3 separate regions of the Mus musculus genome follow, and regions 1 and 2 are each linked to region 3. Evidence: chromatin loops called from intact Hi-C (ENCODE). Cell type or tissue: left cerebral cortex. All regions are shown on one strand.

The links. A loop is a pair of places that touch in the nucleus more often than their neighbours do. Peaks named below come from ENCODE experiments on the same cell type or tissue, not always from the same donor. Only the 100,000 strongest peaks of a DNase experiment are listed, where the experiment ranks them.
Region 1: it touches region 3 in a loop (4-fold over the local background); 4 of 42 quality-filtered maps call a loop at or near these places.
Region 2: a loop joins it to region 3, with 4 times the contacts of the local background. A loop is called at or near these places in 2 of 42 quality-filtered maps.

The regions. Positions count from the first base shown.
Region 1 is chr16:77,233,098-77,238,097 of GRCm38, reverse strand. No RefSeq gene overlaps it. Among named protein-coding and RNA genes, the nearest start is that of Gm31258, 67 kb to the left of the region's middle. In left cerebral cortex, no CTCF peak of the experiment used is centred here; DNase peaks (open chromatin) are centred at 975, 1,476, 1,941, 2,410 and 2 more places; H3K4me3 peaks cover 2,033 bases; H3K27ac peaks cover 2,091 bases.
Region 2 is chr16:77,416,971-77,421,970 of GRCm38, reverse strand. The region is part of intron 2 of Mir99ahg (Mir99a and Mirlet7c-1 host gene (non-protein coding)); the gene reads right to left. 9430053O09Rik (a long non-coding RNA gene) reads left to right here and starts at 1,589. Exons shown (of 4, transcript XR_003951960.1): 1 at 1,589-1,860. In left cerebral cortex, a CTCF peak has its summit at 4,095; DNase peaks (open chromatin) are centred at 1,629, 2,650, 3,222, 4,034 and 2 more places; H3K4me3 peaks cover 4,287 bases; H3K27ac peaks cover 4,769 bases.
Region 3 is chr16:78,153,662-78,158,661 of GRCm38, reverse strand. It overlaps Gm31495 (a long non-coding RNA gene), which reads left to right and starts at 3,722. Exons shown (of 3, transcript XR_876180.1): 1 at 3,722-3,891. In left cerebral cortex, a CTCF peak has its summit at 1,889; a DNase peak (open chromatin) is centred at 1,942; H3K4me3 peaks cover 502 bases.

The DNA of each region.
Region 1 (5,000 bases), 920 kb after region 3:
TTCACTGGAGGTATTGAACTATAAATGGAGAGCAGGCATTTTCAGAGAAACATTAAAGCAGCTGTTACATATTATGCCTCCTGAGAAACAAATGTCCCTGTCATATTCTGAAATAATATGTAAGCTGTTCCCTGCACTTCTTTTCAAGCTGGTTCTTGTATTCAGTATTTCTAGTAAATGGATGCAAATCAGGTGCATTGTGCTGCGATGGGAAGGGAGAGATTTGTTCAGAAATGACCTCAGTTCTATTCATTAATAAGATGACATGTTGGCTGAGAGCAGTGAAGGACAGAATAAAACAAGAGAGAACTTTCCTCCATTTGACAGATGTACATAGAGCTTTTTCTTGGAGAAAGCACTGTATGTAAAATGGCCACTACAACATAAAATCTAAAAACGTGAAAGGGACCTCCAAGATGCAGATTGCTTGGAAAAAAAATCACAACGTCCATGGCAGCATACCCCCCCCCCATTCCCTATTACATTGTACAGCAACTTGGAGAAAACACGTATTTCATTGAGAGGGGGCATCTAATAAACAAAAGTTTGGGATTTTTTTTCTGAGAGTTTTTTTTTTTCTTTTTAAGAAGGAGAAGATAATATATGCAAGACCCAACCAAGCAAAATAGCATTGTACTTAGAACCACTTCTGTTACTGCAGACATCAGTTGGAGACTGGGTAAGAGCTACCAGGAAGAATGTAGCCACATTTTCACATAGCGATTTAAATTATGCCACCAGAATAATTAATGGAAGGACTAATCTGGGGGAGGGGAGGGTAATAGGAAAAGGGGGAAGGCTATGTTAAACAAAGTTCATTACTGCATGATGTAAATGAGTTTCTCACCAATGATGTCACTGATTGGCTGAGCTGCAGGACTGGCTTCGAGCATGGCCGGATTGGCTGCTAGCTCTTCTGGTGCCTGCCTGCTTGGGCAGCGGTTGAATCAGATACTTTCTGTCTCTCTTGTTGTCGTTTGAAGCAAATCTTGTTCAGCCCAGCTGTGTCTCCATAGTAGTGGCACCCTAAGAGAGGCTCGCCCTCCTGCTTCCCACAGCTCTTCTGTGAGGCCGTCGTTGCTGTGTGAATACCAGCCCTTGGCACGAAGCCCAGACAGCGTTCTCAGATCCGTCTATAACACACACATACAAAAAAGAAAAATAAAAGCAGGTCTTTCATCTGAATTGCATCCTAAGGAGGATTAAGGCTTCTATTGCTACTGATTTGTGTTCTTTCAATTTGATGGTTAAAATCGTTTTTGAAACACAGTATCTTCTCATCTGCAGCAGAATACTATTGGTTAAAATTGGATAAAAAAAAAAGATGAGGGAATCCCCCTTTTCCCATGTTTACCTTGATTACAGAAACATACTTCTTCATTTTCTTCCTAATCACCATAACTGATGCTTTTGGTCCCCTACTAGAATTTTAAACTCTCAGCAGATTTCTAATTACAGCCGAGTCATTATTTTCAGGTTAAGACATGGGATCTTAATTAGCATTCTTTTTTTTTTAGCTATGCGAAATGAGACAGGGCATGAAGCAGAGATGATCTATGGAGAGGGAGAGAGGGAGAGGGGGAGAGAGAGAGAGAGGAAGGACAGAGAGAGAGAGAGAGAGAGAGAGAGAGAGAGAGAGAGAGAGAGAGAGAGAGAGAATCTGTATAGCTTTTACAGTTGAGCTGATACCCCCTCTAAGCTCTCCCTCCACCACCACCTCCACCACCCCCCTTGCAAAATAATGCAGTCATATGAACTTTACCAGACAATGGAGTACCTACAGGCTCTCCCCTAGACAAGTCCTTTATAACAAGCCAGTGCTATGTGCTGCAGACAGTAGCCAATCGGCAGGCTCCTTTCTGCAGCAGGGACACAATAGGTGCATTGGCCACACTGTCCTCCTAGACCCTGACAGCAGTTCAGGTTCATTTATTGTACACTGGAAGGCACATATGTCTTTAATATTCACTGTGAAATTATCAGTGTGGCTGTCTTCATTCCACTGTGATTACACCAATCTAATTACTGCGCAAAAGCTGCAGGGGCACCGCTTGCACTGAGTGACGCATAGGCATGTATGCAGAAAGAATATGCACGAACATGCTTGCTTACTTCAGGAATAAAAATCCACCGATTATTTCCTTCCCAAAGCTTAATGCTTCCTCCACAACACTTGGGTGAATATAGACATCATTTTCTGCTTCAAAGGAAAAGTATGTGGTGTGTGTGTGTGTGTGTGTGTGTGTGTGTGTGTGTGTGTGTGTGTTGTGTGTGCATGATTTAAACATTAGTCTAGTTATTTATTGGTGTGAGCTGTGGAGGTAGAATCTAGTCAGCAAATAAAAGGTAATTAAGGACCTAAAGACTTCCTCTGTATCACTAAGCATCAGAGTAAGAAGCTAAATAATGTACATGTCTCTCCACGGTTAGGCTTAGATGTTCATTTATTTGCAGTTCAATTGTCGTGGGCATCTGCCTAAGCTCCATTTGCGCATTTCCATATCACGGAACTAGGGTATATCTTGCAGCACTAATTTGACTGCTTAAAAAATTAAATATTCTGTGAGTATACAAAATCAGTATACTATAGCCTGGTCTCTGGGCAAACTGCTATTATTTCTGTGCACGTTATATTTACATATTCATAAACAGAATGGCAGTATGACCAGTGAGTGATTCTACGACAGAGGAAGAAAAGACAGGATCCAGCTTACAGAAGTGTTCACTGGTTGAGGATACTGGCAGAAAGATATTTTCCTACATTTCGTGCTTATTTTACTTTGTTTTCCCAGTAAGAATGATAACTGAAATACTATTTTTTCAGGTAGTATTTCACCAATGTTTACCTGAATTGATTGGAGTGTTTGCTTTTCTGCTGATAGTTCTGTATTTGAGTATGGAATTCATCATTAGAGTGGGTGTTCAAAAAACACAGTACTTCATTTATACCCACATGAATAATGTACTATTTATTATACATAGTGGAGAACAGACCATGCCGCGTTCCATTAATATTTATTTTATGATCCTCTTTTGTAATATTTGGAAACTTTCTATGAAATATGGAATTAAGTAGCTTTTGGAATATTGGATTTTAATATAGCATTTACTAAGTGCTAGAATTATCTTAAAAGAAAAGCATGGGTCTTCCTATTTATACTTCCCAAAATGCAGTTAGCATAAGAAGGAAGGAGAAACTCAAAGACTAATAAGACTGAGAGATCAAAAGGCTCAAGCATAAACAACACTGATAATACAAGAAAATATAACATTTTATCTCTGAACTGGTATGTGCATGCTTTGAAGTAATAAGGCCTGAAAGCAAAGGTATAAATTTGTTATTTGCTAGGTAGGTTGAAGACAAAAGAAAAAAAAATTAGGTACCTTCTTGCATTTGTCTTGATGATTTTCCTATTAAAATAGAGTTTCCCTAAATATTTGAAAAAATTCTGTGAATTAATATATAAAAATTAAGTTCAATTATATAATCTTAACCCTATTTATCTTGGTCCTGCTCTTATACACACATAAGCATATACCTGCCTGTATGCATTCACATACATGTACACATTGACATATACACATACATATAACACATATATGTACAGCTATGGCTGGTTTTATTTTTCAAGACCATATAGTTCATCTGCCTACTCATTTCAATTGTTTGATCTGATAATGCATTAAGGAAAGTAAAGGAAGTCATAATTGCTAATAATTTTATGTACAAATATAGATAATCAAAAAATTTCAATTGCGGTAATGCAAAGAATATATTTGGGGATTTAGGGAGTGTGTGTGTGTGTGTTTGTGTGTGTGTGTGTGTGTGTGTGTGTAAAGAAATTAACTATATATATTTTTAAACAAGACTAGGTGATTTTCCAAACTTGACCAGCTTAAATTAATGAGTATTTATAGCTTTGTGAATATCATAAAAAGGGAATTATGCATATCATGAGGTGTAAAGTTAGGCAAGTTTAGAGCAATCTTGTTTGTGTTACAAAATATATGTGAATTCAGAATTACTCTTCCCAATTTTCTTCATATGTTAATCATACTTTAAAATGATATTTTATTATATCATCTAAATGTAAAATAACTTTACATTGAAAACTTATTAGGAGTTATTTTCAACTAGAGAAGCTAGACCTAGTTTATAGATTTAAAAGACTCATTTCAGATAGGTGACTTCCAGCAATTAGTAACTGATTTGGTATCTTTCTGCCCTCTTGCTGCCTTCCTTATTAAAAATACAGCTCTGACCTGCCACTGTCAGAAGACTCTTAATTGGTTGAGTTTTACTACAGATAAGAAAGTGATGGCCCCCTCCCTCCAGATCAAAGACATTCATTTATAAGATAACTGCATAGGGAATGCCAGTGCCATCTGGGCTCGAAAGATGGAGGCCAGCAAACTTCTTTATGAAGATCAAAAGCATAACCTTAAGATTTACAATCATGATGATCTCATCAAAAGAGTCACGTCAGTGCAAATTGGCTGTAAGGCTGTAAAATAACAGCCAGTCATCTTAACCTTATAAATAATACAATGGCTTCTATAAGAAGAGCCAACTTGGAATGAGATGCGAAACCAATAAATTAAAAGACAACTTGTCAGTCTCCTAAAATGACTCACCCTTTCAAAACAACTTTGTTGTGTTTAATAGGTATGGAAAATATTCATAGTATAATTAACGTCAAGAACCACACTATATGCCTCTGTCTCCACAATGACAAACATTCAGATCACAGAACAGGATAAAGTTCAAAATGGCTCTAACTTCTGAGGCTTCGGGGCCCTGCCCATGAATTCACAGCTTGAAATTTCAATGCTAATATTTTAGAGTCCAAATAGGCAAATTTCTTGAATAAAAATTCTTGGGGCTGAGGGGGGCATTTGAAAAGCATAAGTTCATGTTTTCTCAGAAACGTTTTGTGTAGTTTGTCTTAACACAGTTAGTAGTGGACTACATGGATAAAGTTTTTTATTTGTCTTCGGGT
Region 2 (5,000 bases), 740 kb after region 3:
TACAATGCACAGCACACCCCACAAGGGAGCCTGAGAACAGACTCCCTTGAAAAGCGAGGTTCTCATAGTTGGCCTGTAACCATGGAAGCAGATGCTGTTTTCTTCTTACCCTGCTTACCTCTTTGCAGCCTCGAGCTGCTCCCTATTGTTAAAAGGGGGTACGCCTCGATTCTTCTTCATCATGACCGAACTTGCCTCTTCTTCAAAGGGCATGATGCTGCAGGTCATTGGTCTAGACTGTTTGCACGGTCCAGAGAGCAGCCTTGATGTAACCCTTGCTCCGTCTGAGCCACACCACCAGCCGTGCAGCTGCAGACTGGAGGGGGACATTGGAGATCTGTATTTGAAAAGAAGTCTGTCTGATTTTGCCATTGTGCCTTTTCACTCATCGATCGAATGAATATCGAACCTTCTGTCGTTGCATGTGTGAAATAGATAGCTTAGCCAGCACTTTTGTGCCCAACCTGTGCTGTGGGCCAAAAGGTTTTCATTTTAGTCTCAAGTTGGTTTTTTTTTTTTTCTCCTTCTTTCTTTCTTCATACTTGATGAATTTTGTGTTGGCTTAAATTATTCGTATGCCTTTATCCAGCTGTTCTGGAGACTGCCTGGGATACTGTACAAGCAGGGATTTTTGTTTTGCTGTGAAAACGGAACTTTTTTTTCTCCTGTCCTCTGTTTTCCTTTGTAGCTGTCTTAAGGTCTTTTTTGTAGCTTTGTAGGTAGAAGTGTGCTAACTTTTACTACACCCTATAAAGCCGAGCATCTAAGTTATCCTTTTACGGGGACGACTTGATGGTGTCTGTTATTTAACAGGCTTAAATCCAGAAAGGTGAACTTGAGCCTCTCAAGGTGATTTCAGTGAATTTATAAGAGTAAGTAAACCGGATAAACACATTGATTTTTAAACTGAATGACAGTGTCTGCTAAACTCTATCTGAAAGGAATGTGTTTTCTTTGCTTTCTCTCCTTCTTTAAACATCAGCAAAAATATTAATTGGAAGTGTTGAAATATACTTAAAAGCACATAACTTATTTTGTGCTTAGGAAAGTACAAATGACAAATAAAATCATTATGATTTAATATATTGAAGTAAATATTACTGATAATATCTGTCTCCGGGCACGATTTAACTAAAAAAGTAACTAGAAGGTTTTTGCATTTCAATTTTTAAATATAACTAAAATTTCCTTGCTGCTCACCAGCAGCTGATGTTAATGAGACTTATGGCACCTGCTCATTCCCGAATGCCCAATTTCACCGTGTCCTTGTGAAACTGGGTAGCTTGAGGATGTCTTGGGTGCATCTCCCCAGCATGGTGATTTGAAAGCACTGTCTGTCTGTGACTGTCATCAGGAGTGGTTTGGTTGGATTTGAAGAAACGAGTACTTCATACTTAAAGGCATACATATTTTCTCTAATTGCCAAAGGCAAGGGGGAGGTCCAGGGCAGAATAAAAAAGGTTATTGTGACAGATGAAATATAATTCACAATGAGCATTCTTTTCATCTAGGCTGAAGTACCACAGGATTACTTACAAGTTGAATTTTGTGGCAGAACGTATAAACTCATATTAAAAGAAGCTAGAAAGAAAAGCAGCAAGCCTGTTACTCTCTGGCCCCGGAAGTGTTTATTTTGAATATGTCTGTCTTGGGATTGTGTTCTGTTTCTCCTAACATAAAGATACACTGGCGAGAAGAGGGACTAGGCAGCAAGGGTGGAAAGGAAGAAACCTAAAAGCAATCAAAGCTGCTTCTTCCCTCTACCAATGAAGAAAGAGGAGTTAGATGGATTTTTATTCTCTTTGGGATGCACATGCAACAATCATATTTTTCAGCACACGTTTATTTTTGGCTGCAAAAGTAGGTAACTATTATTTTATAAACTTACTATACCTTAGATAATATTTTTCCTTCCTTTAAAGTTCCTAGGGTCAAATGATTTACGAGGGTGTTTTTGTTTTTTTCTGTTCTGTTTTGTTTTGTTTGTTTAGATTCTGGTTAGCATTCTGTGAGGGTTGAACACAGGTACATGTTTGACCAGATATTTTGTTTCCTTTAGCTTCTTTGTTCTAGCTTAAATGAAAATAGTTTCATTTGACCTCTGTACATTTTATTTCTAGATGCAAAAAAAAAAAATGCTTTCCTTTCTATTTGTACAAAGGTCAGTTTTTAAATTAACTGAAAAGCAAACCATGTACTTTATAAATATTCAGGCACCATAAAAAAAAAACTCGGAATATAAACCCATCTGCAATTAATTTTTAAGCAGTGAGTCTGGGTTTATCTATTCCTGGAAATCACATGCTTTGTATTTTCCATTCTTTTTCTAAGTTAACCGAAGTAACTGCCCTGTGTTAAGGGAAAGCTACGAGGTTCTGCCTGCTAGTCATCTTCTGCTGGAAACCAGGCTGCCCTCTCTCTCTTAAGCTCTGATGGACTATCTCTTGTTTTACAGTTACCCATAGCATGCATGTGTGTATATGACTGTGTATGAGTGTGAGTTTGTGCATGCTTCTTAATTGAGGTCTTTTCAATTTACCAGATAAATTTCTTATTGTAAACCCTGCAGTGAATAATTCAAATGCAGTGAGTTTACTTACATGTTGTCTGAGTGAAGGGAGCAAAGGCATACATGCCCTCACATGTAGCTGTTCTATATTTCTTTCCTTACTGCACAATAGTGTTGTTATTTTGATAAATAAAACATGCAGCTCACATTGACTACAAAGGCTTTGTTCCTCTGTGCCGACGTTTTAGCAAAAAACTTTAGTATATTTTCATGCCATATCAATAAGCAATAAGTCTCTTTGGTCTTGATATTTGATACTTTACAGATGTTTACTATGGCTTCCAATATCTGATTTCCCTTTTGCCTTGTGATTTGTCACTTACGATTAAAACATATGATTACTGTGCTACTGCAGAAAAACTAAGCAGTCATACAATTACCACCCATGGGTTGACTAAAACAACCACCTTCTACTGACATTCTTACACAGATAATGAATTAATATGTATGTTGAAGAAATGTTTTTAATGTCTATCTTTAAATGTTCTTATTAGTATAAATAAATAAAAAGAAAACAGGGTAAGCTTACCCAGGGGAAACCTACATACAGTTGCATCTGCCTTGTTATCTATAACATCACATATACTCAGAGATTTGTGTTCCTTCATGTCCCTCCTAGAAATAGAGGAACAGCCTCTGCACAAACCTTTGAATTTGGTAAAATACTGTTTCTTCCATTACTTGCTGGTGAGTGCGTTTTATATCATTTCTCAGCTATAGTTTTGCAATTTGCCATTACAAAATGTGAATGAGTGAGGCACCCTTTAAAGGAAACAAGTAAGAATGAAAGAAAATTCTCTTTAAAAAGATGAAGTAGGAGCAGTTATTTCATTGATGGGGTTCACAGCATACAGTTCTAGAAGAACCTTTTCTTTTACTCCTGGCTAGAGATAGTATCAAACACAGCATGTTCAGTATCATATACAAAAGGAACATCCATTCGCTCCTAGTGAGTATTGTAAAATGCAGGGTAAAGACAATATGTACCCGCAGATATTTTCATTTTATTATTACATGGCAGCTTTTTAAAATGACATGATCATATTGGAATTTACATCTCCTTAGTGTTTTCTTTAATTATCCTGATTTTATAATTAACATTAAGCATAATGCTAAAAATTAATAAGCATAGAGCTCTCTGTGTTTTTTTTCACAAGTAATATTTGCAGAGTTAACATCTATTCTATCTAAGAATTCATCTGCAGTGTTTCAAGGCAGGACATTTCTCACTCTGCCTGTCTTCTTCCCCTCTCTCCCTTTCTCTCTCTGGAAAAACATTTTTCCATAAACTTCTGCACCAATAGCTAGGGAAGACTCTCCAGCAGTCAGAGTTCAGTAAGCTCCTTGTGAACAGAGGGGGTGGGGGTGGGGAAACCCTGCAGACTTTGATTTTGTAAGACAAGTTGGCTAGGAGTCAAAATTGCCACATGTGGTGTGAAAAAATGCCACCCTGGTGTGAACAAAAGGTTTAAAATGGAGTCAAGAAGCAAGCAGGCTCCGTGTCTAAGCTTTTCCTGGGAATTGTCTGCCACAACCTGCAGGGTAATCGAGTGGGCTGGGAAGAATAGAAAGAGCTTGAAGCTCCGACTCAGAAACACCAGGAGTCAAATGTGTCCCTTGGTTTTTGTTTTTTGGGGTTTGTTTGTTTGTTTGTTTTTTTTTTTTTTTTTTTGGTTTGGTTTTATCTCTTTGTCGTTTCCAACTTTTATGTGTTGCATTTTGTTTTTATTTTGTTTTGTTTTGTCTCATTTAGGCATCATTACACTAAAGTGTTTTACCCAAACATAAAACAAATCCAAAGGAGTCACAGAATGTGTGAGAAACAACTGCTCCTTACAGAGGGATTGTTGGGGTTGGGTTTTTGTTGTTGTTGTTGTTGTTGTTGTTTGTAAGTTCTTTTAATCTTCCATTCCTCCATTCATAACAAAAACATGTTTTCAAATTAAACTCTTTGTTTTGTTTCCTGAAGTTTTATTATAGAAGGGTATGTAGGACACAGGCTTTCAAAGTCCAAACTGATAGCATATATATATACATATACACATATATGTGTGTGTGTGTGTGTGGTATGTGTGTAATATTTGTGTGTGTTTATCTTCTAAATTATCAAGAAAAGATGAAAGAAAGATACTGCGCGTGTTATTACAAACAAATATTTCATTATTCAGTAAAGAAGTCAATGATTCTAGATCCAGCAGGAATGCTTCTTCATAAAAACCACGAACACGATGGTGAAAACACAGTGATGCTGTGTGTTTCCTAGTATTTCATGTTGTACTTCACCAACAAAATATCTTAGTCATAAAAATAGTCAATAAATCCAAAGTTTAAAAATGTCATAGGCTTAAATCACTAAAATAGCATTCAAACTTACAGATACTAAGGTAGATACTACTGTTTCAAAATTCATGCTAATATTTTAGTATATTCA
Region 3 (5,000 bases):
CCCAGATAAAAAGGGCATGGTAGAAAGATTATCCTTCCTTTGAGAGATTGGCCTTCTGTGTTGTTTCTGCTCATTCCTTCAATGGTATCAGCACCAGAGTTTCCAGGCTTCCATTGTTGACTAAGGACTGGCAGCTCTCCAGGGAACTTCCATGTTTCCTCACCACACTGGGACTGCTTCATGGACTAACCAACTGTTGGGTTGTTGGTCTCTGCGGTGTGAGACTGTGGGAGTGCTCCAACTGCTGAGGTACTGAGTATCAAGGACTTAGCAACTACTAGGTTTTCAGAATCCCAGGTGTAACAACTGTATTATTATTTCAATGTAAGCTGATATAGTAAGTATATATTCATCCTACAAACTCTGCAGACTCTGTCCTCTAGTGAATCCTGATTAATATACAAGGAAGATCAAAATAAGACAGGAGTAGAACTGAACAAAACAATACAAAATGCTGAGTGAGAATTTCCTCTCTGAGTAGATAAAGGAGATGTAATTTTATAGTTTATTGTGTGTGTTTCTATGTGTGCGCCCATTTGTATGTATGTGTGCGTGTGTTCGTATGTGTGCGTGTGTGTGTGCTGTGTATATGTTTATAGATGTGTGGGTGTGTGTTTGTATGCATATGCGTGTGTGAGTTTGCAGTTGTGTATGTTTGTATGCATGTGTGTTTGTGGTGTGTGAGTTTGTGTGTGTAATGTGTTTTGACATATTTCTTTTGAAGTGCCAACAGGTACACCATAAAAGGAGTTGAGACCGGTTCTACTTTTCCTACTAGAGTGTGTCAGTCACTACAACCAATTCTTGGCTGCATTCCTGTCACTGTTGCCTAGATCAAGTTCCAGGGATGTAGGGAGTATAGGAACTTCTCTCCAGCGGCTCTGACAGCTGAGCCTATGGATGATTGGTTGACTACTCCTTCACACCACAGGCATTGGCCAGCACTTGTGCATATGGGAAAGTAAGCAGAGGTTGTATTTCCCCACCAAATTCTTTTGGTTGATAACTTAGAAAGTCGTCAAACAAAAAGCAATTTCTACAGAGTCAAACTGGATAGTTGATGAAGAACAGAAGTGTAGTTCTCACAAATTTGTTGACTGAGACATTCAAGATCAGCGTGTCAACATGTGTGGTTCAGTAAGAGCCATTTTGCTGCATCTTCATGTGGTAGGAGGAGATAGGAGCACACCACCTCCATAGTGTTCTTTCAGTGACAATTGTCTTGCTTGTCTTCCATTAGGGTCCAGCTCTAAACATGTTACCCTTCCAATACCAGTTTCAGAGAGGAAAATGTCTTCAGAGAGTAATGCTTACCCATCTCAACTGTGTAACAGAGCCATGGAACAGGATGCAAACCAAGCATTCCCAAGCCTCTCTGGATAACAGGATAGATGTTTGTGATGTCTTTTCTGCTTTCTCCATGACATTTTAGTCGTATGGCCTAAATGACCCCACCAGCAGAATACATAGACTGACTTGCAAACAGAAGTGTTTGAAGTCTTTGAAAAGCTGATCTGATACACCTTTGTGGTTCAAGAATACACTAGTAGTTTGATGGGGTGCACGGGGTGTGTGATACTTTATACTTTATATTTTACCGTGATGCCAGATGAAATGCAATTGTCTCTGGTACAGTAGCTTCAGGGGAGCTCTATGAAAACATCATGCATATTCTGAAAAGAGAGGAGGCCTTTTGGTTTTGAAATTCATGATCAGGTTTCCTCTCATTGCATAATTCCTGTGAGGATTCAGTGGAAGGAAGCATACATAATTAAGAGGAGCTCAAGCCGAACCAATATCCCTTTATTTAGGTACAAAGAAATTTCATTGAAACAATGGAATTGAAGTGGAAATGTGTTTGAAGCAGTTGTAGTTATAATTGCTTCCACTAAGGTGTGCTAGATCTCTAACTATTATCCACATGCCTCTTGTGTTACTAGATGCTGAACAGTGAATTCAGTGCTCACTGCCTTCCCCAGCCTGGCAAGCTCTCTTGCAGCGCTTTCTTTTGATCAATGTACTGCACACGAATTCATCTAAAAACACAAAGGAAGACAAGACGAGCATTTAAAAATGTCAAAGGAAAAGAATAGTCGGACATTGAGGGAGTGATTTTAATAAACAGGATCTGATATTGGTTTTAATTTTGTGAAAATAATTCAGTCTGTCGGGAAATTCTTGAAGGCTAACCCGATAGAGGGAATTTTTTTCCAGGCATTTCTTTCTTTTAACAAAACTCATTAAAGTCTTATTATTATGTACAAGAAATGGTACAGATGTCAGCACTCTTTGCTTTAATAGCATATCTATATGACTCCCCAGCTAACCTGCCATGTTTTAAGTCTCTCAAGGTTCCTGAGATCATCTCATGGAATCTGAATAATAATACAACAGAGTAGTTCTTATAGAAATGCCCCAGGTCAGAGGAGACAGAGGCCATGATGTTTGTGTTGACAAACTTTTGTTGAGTAGAAAGAAAAATTAATTCTTCATTTGCAGGACTGAACTTAGTTTTCCAAGTATTAAATTCACCAACCAGAAACTTATCAACTGGGCATACATTTCTATGTATTTAATAATTAATCAATGATAGATTAAAAGATTTTCCAGGAGAATATACCAACTTTCAGATAGTCTCATTCTGTGTGTTCCATAGAGGCTTCTCCACATCTGCCTTACTCTGGCAACACATTTTTACATGCAAATACTTCTTTTGGTCATACAGTTACATTTGGGATTTAGTTTACATTCTTTTCTTTATTATGTTGTGTTTTCAGTTAAAAAAGGGATCTCACTGCCCTCTTTCCAGTCGGCATGATGATTGCAAGGTCTGGAGCTTATCTTGGTCATAATTTGATTCCAAGATTTTAGTTACATTGACGAATCATTGTGACCAATGGTTATTTGAGTAAAACTTAAAATATTAGCTCCACATGTAAATTATCCTCAAAGAAAACCCTTGAAAACTATGGACAGTGATAAGTGGACAAACAATAGTTTACATTCTGCTTTTAACATCTGGAAATGAGCTGATAAGTAAATGTGTAGTCAGAAATTATCTTTAAAATGACAATTTTATTAGACTGAACTAAACATTTTCCATTAAGTGATGTTTTTCAAAGAAACAGTTGTATTTTCTTAACTTTATATCACTATAAAATTTTCCTTCTACACTGAGACCAAATTTCATATTTATAAAAAATCTTTTTGGCTATAATAAGGCTCCTTTTATTTGTAGGAACTTCTAAGATAATTATAACGAGTATGTAATAAGATAAGTTTGTTTTTATAGATAGAAAGTTTCATTTGAGGATTCAGGAAAAATAGCGTGTATTTCTATTTTCCCATATAATTATTATGTTAACAAGTTGGAGAAATATAAAATAGCATCTATGGTCTCACTGATATATGTTGTTTAAATAGTAGTAGAATAATCAGGAAGCAATTTAGTATAGTAAAAATTTTACATTATTAACCTAGAAAGCCCTTTTGTTAGTGAAATAATTTAGGATGATTTATTGTAGCAATTGTCTCCATAATTATCACTTGCTAAATAATAGTTATTTCCTAAAACCTTAAATGAGGGAGTAAGATTCATTAAGCCTGATTTGAATGCATCCAGAGGTGGAAAGAAATATTTTGTTTGACAAAATAGAAACCCAGAGGAATTATTATCCACTGGAATAGAAATATAAAACAAATAGAAGTCCGTACACCTGGTATGAACTCTGGGTTGACGTTCTACAGAGTGAATGTTGACTATCGCATGGAGTTGAAAGCAAAGGGGAGAAAGTCTGAGTCATGTGGAAAAGTTTTGAACACACCAATTACTTCTGAAAGGGATACAAAGGAAACGGAACATCCTTGGCCCTGAGAAGAGCAGCAGGATTGGTGAGTAGGAAACACAGGTCAAGCTGCGGGCAGCTGAGGGGAGTTCAGATGTGTTTAACTTGCCTTACGGTGCCGCATTTCTTCTGGCTAAGTTTAGATGCAGGGCATTAATAAATGAGGGTTTCCTTTTTTATCTAAAAAGAGAAAAAGCATGTTTGGGGTTTAATTAGAAGTATAGAAGTTCTTCAAGAAATATTTAGACCAGTTGATGCTCAATATTTATTTAATATGAAAAATAAAGAAGAGAAGAAAAAAATGTATCACTTTTTTTTTTTTTTTTGATGAGTGAAGCCAGACCTATACTCTAAGACTGCTTTTACAGGAACATTTCAAACAAATAGAATTAATGTGAACTCAACAGACAATTCTGGGGTAGGAATATCCATATATTACAGCAAACAGTTAATATTGGAATGTTTACTTTTCTTTTCCTTGATTAACTGAGGTAGGTTACAAGTCGTGAATAGATTAAAATTGCTGCTTATCTTATGGCTTTTCAATGTCAAAATTATAGGAGGAGGCCATCCTAAGTCATAAACCCACTTATGACTTTGCTCCAAAGCTGTTTTATTACTGAAATCAGAAATTGTAAATACATTTTCATGCAGAAGTAGATAGATTTGGTCATCTGGAGGCCTTGAAGCTAAGGGGGGCAGGGGCTAAGTAAATGTACAAAACCCAGCCAGGGAGGTTCTGCAAGCCAGAACACAGAGCCCCTCCGAAAGTCAGAGGGAAACATTTATTACACACTTTTATGGGTATCATTTTAAATTAATTTTATTTAAGTAAGAGAGAAGTAAATTACACCCATCAAAGTTAAATGTGGAAAGATGAAACTTCCAAACTGTTGGTGGGTGTTAGGCTAGGGGAGGTGGGATTGTGATGTCAAGACTTTAGAAAATGAGGCTCAATTACCCTGAGAGAAATAAACTTTCACAGATTCAGGATCATAAAAAAAAAAAAAAACCCAAACCAAACCAAACCAAAACATGAATTATAACACTTCAGAAATGGGAACAGTAAGATATGTCCAATGGCTGGAGAAATAAGATATCTGCAAATTTAGCTCTATGATTTTTTGTAGTAAAAGTCAATTATTTGTCATGTGT